2 separate regions of the Homo sapiens genome follow, and region 2 is linked to region 1. The links are chromatin contacts, found by Hi-C or POLR2A ChIA-PET in ENCODE. All regions are on one chromosome and are shown on one strand. Each heading gives the region's core, a stretch centred on a gene start or an enhancer-like site at or near the end of the contact. The rest is flanking DNA. Distances are from core to core; before and after follow the strand shown.

What was found. A loop is a pair of places that touch in the nucleus more often than their neighbours do. ChIA-PET counts read pairs that join two places held with the same protein, here RNA polymerase II (POLR2A). Pooled maps may share reads with other maps.
Region 2: a pooled map shows a loop between it and region 1 (2.8-fold over the local background). The contact joins the promoter of ZNF337 here to the enhancer-like site in region 1. A Hi-C loop is called at or near these places in 1 of 168 maps with a recorded cell type or tissue (endothelial cell of umbilical vein), 5 of 37 single-sample maps with no recorded cell type and 4 of 50 pooled maps. POLR2A ChIA-PET finds 5 or more read pairs at or near these places in 1 of 52 experiments (H1).

The regions. Positions count from the first base shown.
Region 1 is chr20:25,483,357-25,486,703 of GRCh38, reverse strand. The region is part of intron 13 of NINL (ninein like); the gene reads left to right. Among named protein-coding and RNA genes, the nearest start is that of GINS1, 77 kb to the right of the region's middle. Within about 2 kb of position 1,508, at least 4 of the 41 ENCODE cell types and tissues checked have a DNase peak (open chromatin) inside an H3K27ac peak, as active enhancers do; they include endothelial cell of umbilical vein, where a contact is called at or near this core.
Region 2 is chr20:25,695,042-25,698,388 of GRCh38, reverse strand. It overlaps ZNF337 (zinc finger protein 337), which reads left to right and starts at 1,536. Exons shown (of 5, transcript NM_015655.4): 1 at 1,536-1,630. LOC107985400 (a long non-coding RNA gene) reads right to left here and starts at 1,348. Exons shown (of 2, transcript XR_007067557.1): 1 at 1,226-1,348. RefSeq lists an enhancer at 2,023-2,132.

The sequences.
Region 1 (3,347 bases), core at 259-2,758:
ACCCCTTCCTGTCTGTGGTTTGCCTCCATCTGGGCACCCTGCCGTTGTTCCCTGCACGTCTCATTCTCCTTTTGAAATCCTATGTGTGATGAGCGGTGTCGCCTTCCTTCTGCCTCGACTGGTGTGTGTGGGGTGGGTGGGGCCTGCCATGCGGATGGGGTCCAGATGGTGTGCTGCTAGGACTGCAGCTGCATGTGGGCTGCTGGCTTCCTCCTCTGGTAGCTGCTGGAGCAGACTCAGAACCTAGAGATAACCTTCCATTAATAGATTCCTTTAGTGCCCTGGATTTTTCAAATTTAAAACCCTTCTTTCTTTAACATGATTCTGTTACTTAAAGACATGCTATTCTTTTCATCTGGGGTTCTTTCAATTTTATTTTTTGAAACAGCAGAGATATTTTATATTTAAATGCTAACCTATTTATTCAGATATTTCCCCTTTCCTTTTTTTGGATTTTTTTGTCTGTTTCAAGCTAACATTTAGAATATTTAAAAACTTTTTATATGAAAACAATTTCAAACTTTCATAGTTACAAACAAAACTAGTGCACAGAGCACGTGTCTGTGTACCCTTTACCCACATGCAACTGTTCACATTTCACCCTGTTGCCTCTGCCTTAGCATACCTGCTCACTGGCTGTGTTGGTGTGGATGTGAACGTGTAGACATTGTTATTTCTGAACCACAGCCTCAATCCAAAGGAAACATCAGCAAACCACAACATGAGACCATTTCTATGAAAAATGGGCAGGAACAACAGTGTTCTTCAAAATTATCAATGTCATAAAAGACAAAGAAAGACTGTGGGAATGTTTCAGAGTCAAGGATGTTAAAGGAACAGGACAACTGAAGGCAGCACCTGGCCCTGGACAGAACACTGTAGAATCCACTGAGAAAAGGAGAAAATTCTGTGATCTTCATGACATCCAAGTTTTATTTACTATACCTTCTAAAGCCTAGTTCATAATAGATTTTTACAATAATAACATTTGATTTAATAAAAATTAAGACCCACTGATCAAAAGACACAAATGGGAGTAAATGTTTGTGATTATGTATTTATCTGATAAAAGACTTGGATCCAGAATATATAAAAACTCTCTCCAAATATGAATACATAACCTAATAAGAAAAAGGTGTATAAGTACCCATAAAGATGCTAAACAACATGATTTAGCATCCGAGGGTCATATATGCACATCCTGACCCTTCACGGCCCAGTGCTTGTGTGCACTTCCTAAGAAACACTTCCTCCCGTTCTGCTGGCAGTGCTGTGCAGCTTCCTGCTCCTGCAGGTGATCATGCAGAGTTCAAGGATTTGCAGATTGCTTATTAAGCCTTTGATAGGCTTCAAATTGATACAGGCTTTAAACCACAGAAATTTGTAAAAGCCACAAGCGAGGGCTTTTATTTCCTGGAGAGTAAGTTTCCCAGCACCTGACTGAATGAGAATATTTTCTCATGACTGAGGCATGCTTGATGAACTGCCATCGAAGCAACATGTTACCTGCTGGCCGAGTTCTGCTTCCCTCAGTGCATCTACCCAGGGCCAGATTGTTTCTTTAATATCCTTTATTCTGACTCATTTCCTTTCTTTGTCTTTATGACATTGATATTTTTGAGGAATGTTGTCCTCCTCGCTTTTTCATAGCAACGTTCCCGTTTTGTGTGTTTCTGATGTTTCCTGTTCACAGCACTGAGGCTGTGCATCCTCAGCTGGCACAGCACATGGGTGATGTTGTGCCCCGCTCGCTGGTGTTGCTTCTGATCTCCCAACCGAGGTGTCGCCTGGTTTCTCTGCTCGGTAATCACCATTTTTTCTCCCCTGCAACTATTAATATTACACAGTCAGTGGAAAGACACTTTAAGACCATGCAAATATACTGCCTTCATCAGAATCTTCCCTGGATTTAGCATCACTGGTGATTCTTGCCTGATTCAGTCTTTACTATGATGGTTGCAAAATGATTTTCCTGCTTAGCAGCCCCTCCACATCTGTCCATGCCATTGGCATTCTACTCAAGCTAGAGAAATCCTGTCCGTCCAGATCTAGCCATACATGTACCAATCACTGGTATGGACTCATGAATTCCCATTTCCTCCCTATGGTTTTTAATTATTTTCGTGCCCAAATTGTGCAAGATTTGGCAAGTGAGAGTCCTCGGCTGCTTGCTGTGCCGCGGCATGCCCCGCAGTGTTGGCTGCTGCCTTGTTTTGTCAAATGTTTCCACACTTGCTGGCATAATGAGATGCCCCAGCACCTGCCCACAATCTGCCATTTCTCCAAGGAGTCTTGGTTCCTTTCCTGAGGGAATGGTTTTAGAGACAGGATCTGGGTGCCTGGCATGCTGCTCGCTCCTAGGGGTCGCTGTGTCTTGACTGAGGGCATCTTTCTGGTCGGTCTCCAGATTCCAGAAGGATCACCCTGAGCCCTCCCCACTGTATGTCACCTGATCTCTGCAAACTCACTTTTGGGGTTTCTTTGTATTTTGTAACAAGGATATTGGTGTTTTTAAAAACTTTTTTTCTTTCAACTTTTATTTTAGATTTGGGGGTACCTGTGCAGGTTTGTTACCTGGGTATATTGCATGATGTGCCGTGTGGGCTGGGGCCTCCCTTCTCCATCTGGGCCTCTCCACGTGGCCTCTGCAGGGCTACTTTGGGCTTCATCACAGCATGGTGGCGGCAGCTGCCCCAGAGCAAATGTCCCAGCAGAAGTGGGTGGATGTCGTGTTCCTGGAAGTCCCGTGGCATCACTTCTGCTGTCTCCTAGGTCGAAGCAGTCACAAGTCCCACTCAGGCTGCAGGGCTGGGGACCGAGGCCCCAGCCACGTGTGAATGGGGAAGCATGCACAGCCTGGTTTATGTCTGCTTCCTGAAGGTCTGCAGGACCCTGGGAGGTGTCTAAGAAAGTGGGCTAGAAACTCTGCCCTTCCTGTCCCTTTAAAGAGCAAGTGACTGAGCATACTGGTTAGGACGTAGTTCATTAAAGTGGGAGCACAATTAAGCTGGCCACAAATGCAGATGCCTCCCCTGAAGCTTCCACCCACCCTGCCATGGTGTCCTAGCCTTCCCGCCGCCCACGCGGCCTCCACCTGCTCCAGTGTCTCCTTACCAACATCATCCTTTCTTTCTGACATGTTCTCTGCTTTGCAGCATATGATCTGAAGCAAATGGTTTCCTCTTTGGTAGTTAAAGCTGCAGAACCCTTTGCAAATTCAGTGGCCGCTGAGGAAGGAATCCTATCCTTACCCAGGGCACTGCCTGACATGCACATTGCAGCACCACTGCAGTTCCAACAAAGACTGTAGTTTCTGGTGGTGACAGTATTCTGCATTTTCTTTTCTT
Region 2 (3,347 bases), core at 287-2,786, 210 kb before region 1:
GGAGGTTCCTCAAAAGAATTAATAAATATATACATGATCCCGCAATCCCACTGCTGAGTATATATCCAAAAGAAAGGAAATCAGTATTTCAAGGATATATCTGCACTCTCATGTTTACTACAGCACTATCCAAAATAGTAAAGATATAGAATCAAAGTGTCTATCAACAGATGAATGGATAAGGAAAGTGTGGTACATTAACACAATGGGATATTAGCCAGTCATTAAAAGAATGAAATTCTGTCATTTTCAATAGCATGTATGAAAATGGAGGACATTATGTTAAGCGAAATGAGGCACAGCATGACAAATATCACATGTGCTCACTCATTTGTGGGGCTAAAAACGTGAACTCATGGAGATGGAGAGTAGAATGAGATAGTTAACAGAGGCTGGGAAGGATGGTGGGTAGAGGAGATAAAGAGGGACTTGTTAATCGATACAAAAATACAGTTAGAATGAATAAGATCTAGTAGTTGGTAGCACTATACAGTGACTATAGTTAAGAACAATTTTACTATATATTTAAAAATAAGAGAGAATTGGAAACTTCCTAAAACAAAGAAATGCTAAATGCTTGAGGGGATGGATACCCCAATCACCCTCATTTGACCATTAAACACTGTATGCCTGTATCAAAACATAACATGTACCCTATAAATATGTACAACTAATATTTATCCAGAATAATTAAAAATTTAAAAACCAAAAGAGAAAAAGCAAACAGCAAGTATACCTAGTAAAGGCCTGAAATATAAAGTCTACGTGGTTTGGCAAGCCACAAAAGATATCAGCATATTATACACCCTACATAATGAAAGAATTCTGGCATTGATGCATAATTAGATAAATGGGGGAACAATTAGAAATTGAAATGCAAATGTAAATTGAGTATACTGAATTATGTAGCTGAAACCTTAAATTATTTGGTAAAAGACTATATTTTTAATAAATTTAATGGGAAATTAATAAAATATTAGAAAATTTTAAAAATAATTGTATATTTACAGTGTGTACCTGGAGAAAAATTAAACCATTGAGAGATCTAAATGTGAATGATAAAACCACAAAATCCGTAGGAAAATCAGAGATCAAAAGTACTACATAGCAAAAAAAAGAAACAAAAGAAAAAAAAAAGACATACCCATAATCAAAAGACAGTGGGAAAATTATTTACCTATATCATAGAAATGGGAAAATATGCTTAATGTATGTATAGGGCTACCTAAATAAAAGAAATCGCCGGTTCTGAAAGGATCCCTCCACGTCCAAACGACCATAGGCTCGCCCCACCTGTCAGAGAGGAGTCCTTCCGAGAAGTCCTTCCAAGGATTCCGGGTCGCGCAGTCCCGGGTGGACCGCTATGACCAATATTCTGGGGCGTGTACCTGGACGACTCCCGAGGACTCTGGGGAGTGTAGTCCACCGAGGGGATGCGACGCGCAGGGTCGCATAGCCTCCGGGCCGCGCCGAGGATGCTGGGTAGCGTAGTCCCGGCCGCGCTGAGGATTCTGGGTAGTGTAGTCCCGGGCGGCGCAGAGCGTTCCAGATCCCTGGGCGTCAGCGAGCCGTGAGATGCGTGGTCCACCATCGGTGACCTCACCGCCTCGGTTCGCCCTCAGCCGCCCCGGTGAGCTGCGCTCCTGCGGGTCCCTCTCTGCAGCGCGCCCTTCCGGCGCAGGAAGAAGGGCCGGGAAGGCCTGGGACGTGAGGGCGCTGCTGGGGCCGTAGCGCGCGCTCCTCCAGGCCCGGCGTCTCCGCGTTCTGGGGAGGGGCGGAGACCCAGGCCGCGCCTTGAAGTGGGCGGTGGGGCTGCGGCTTGCCGAGCGCCCCGGGTCTGGGCCGCCACTCAGTCTCCGTTCCCGGTTGCGTGTAGTGGCGGCTCGGGCGGTGAACAGCCCGGATTTCACAGGGGCGCCGAGCAACCCAGGTCCTCTTGTGCCAGGGTCGCCGCTCCTCGGGTGGGGACGGGCCAGCGGCCTAGCGAGCTGCCACGGGGGTCTTTTGGCCGGAGGTGGAGGGGGACTCGGCCACAGCCAGGGTCCACTGGTGGGGTGGGGGTTACAGCCATGAGACGGATGGGCTAGGTCCGACTCGGGTTCCCTCCGACTCTGATGCTCCAGACTTTATTGTGGGAGGCGGGACAGGGGAGGACTTCGCCCGCGTGTTTTGGGGAAGGGCCGCTGCTTTGGGTTGGGAGCACCCCGCCTTGGGACGATCTTCCGCGGATAGGAGTGTAGGCCGGGACCAAATGTCCTCGCACGGGCACGTCTAGACGTGTTTTGGTGGGGGGGGGGGGGGATCTGCGTGGGGCAGCGTCCGCGGGAGGTGAGGTGGCTGTGGGGACCCAGGTGGCCTCTTCCCTGGGGCCTTGCTAATGACGGCAAAATCCGGGTTCTGCCAAAATATATTTAAAAAGGTTTATTCCTAGTCAGTATGAGTGACTGTGGCCCAGGTTATTCAGCCTCAAGAGGTCCTGTGAAAGTGCCCGAGATGGTCAGGCTTGCAGGTTAATTTTATACAATTCAGGGAGACAGGAATTTCAGGTAAAGTCATAAATCAGGCTGAGCAGTGTGGCTCATGCCTGTAGTCCCAGCACTTTGGGAGGCCAGGAGTTCCAGAGCAGCCTGGGCAGCACAGCAAGACCCTGTCTCTACATGAAATTAGAAAAATAAAAAAATTAGCGGGGCGTGGTGTCCCATGCCTGTGGCCTCAGCTACTTGGGAGGCCCAGTCAGTTGAGTCCAGGAGGTGGAGGCTGTAACCAGCTATGTTGGCTGCACTGCACGCTAGCCTGGGTAACACAGCGAGATCCTGCCTCCAAAAAGAAAATCATAAATCAATAAGAGAAAGATATACACGGGTTCCTCCCAAAAAGCTGGTATATCTCCAAAGGGTTTACACCTCATGGGGGCACTTAGGGATTCTTTAGTGGACAGTTGGTTGAGAGACTTAAGCTACTGCCTGAAGACTGGAATCAGAAGCATGCCAGAGTTAAGGGGATTGCGTAGATCAAAGTTCTTATTATGTAGATGAAGCCTCTTAGTTGGCAACTCTCAGAATAGATGGTAAATGTCTGTTTTCAGTTTTTTGGGTTTTTGTGTTTTTGTTTTTGTTTTTAGAGAGAGTCTTGCTCTGTCGCCCAGGCTAGAGTGCAGTGGCGTGATCTCAGCTCACTGCAACCTCCACCTCCCAGGTTTGAGCAGTTCTCCTGCCTCAGCCTCCTGAGTAGCTGGGACTACAGGCGCCCGCCACCACGCCTGGCTAATTTTTGTATTTTTAGTAGAGATGGGGTTTCACCATGTTGCTGAGGCTGGTCTTGACTTCCTGACCTCAGGTGATCCACCC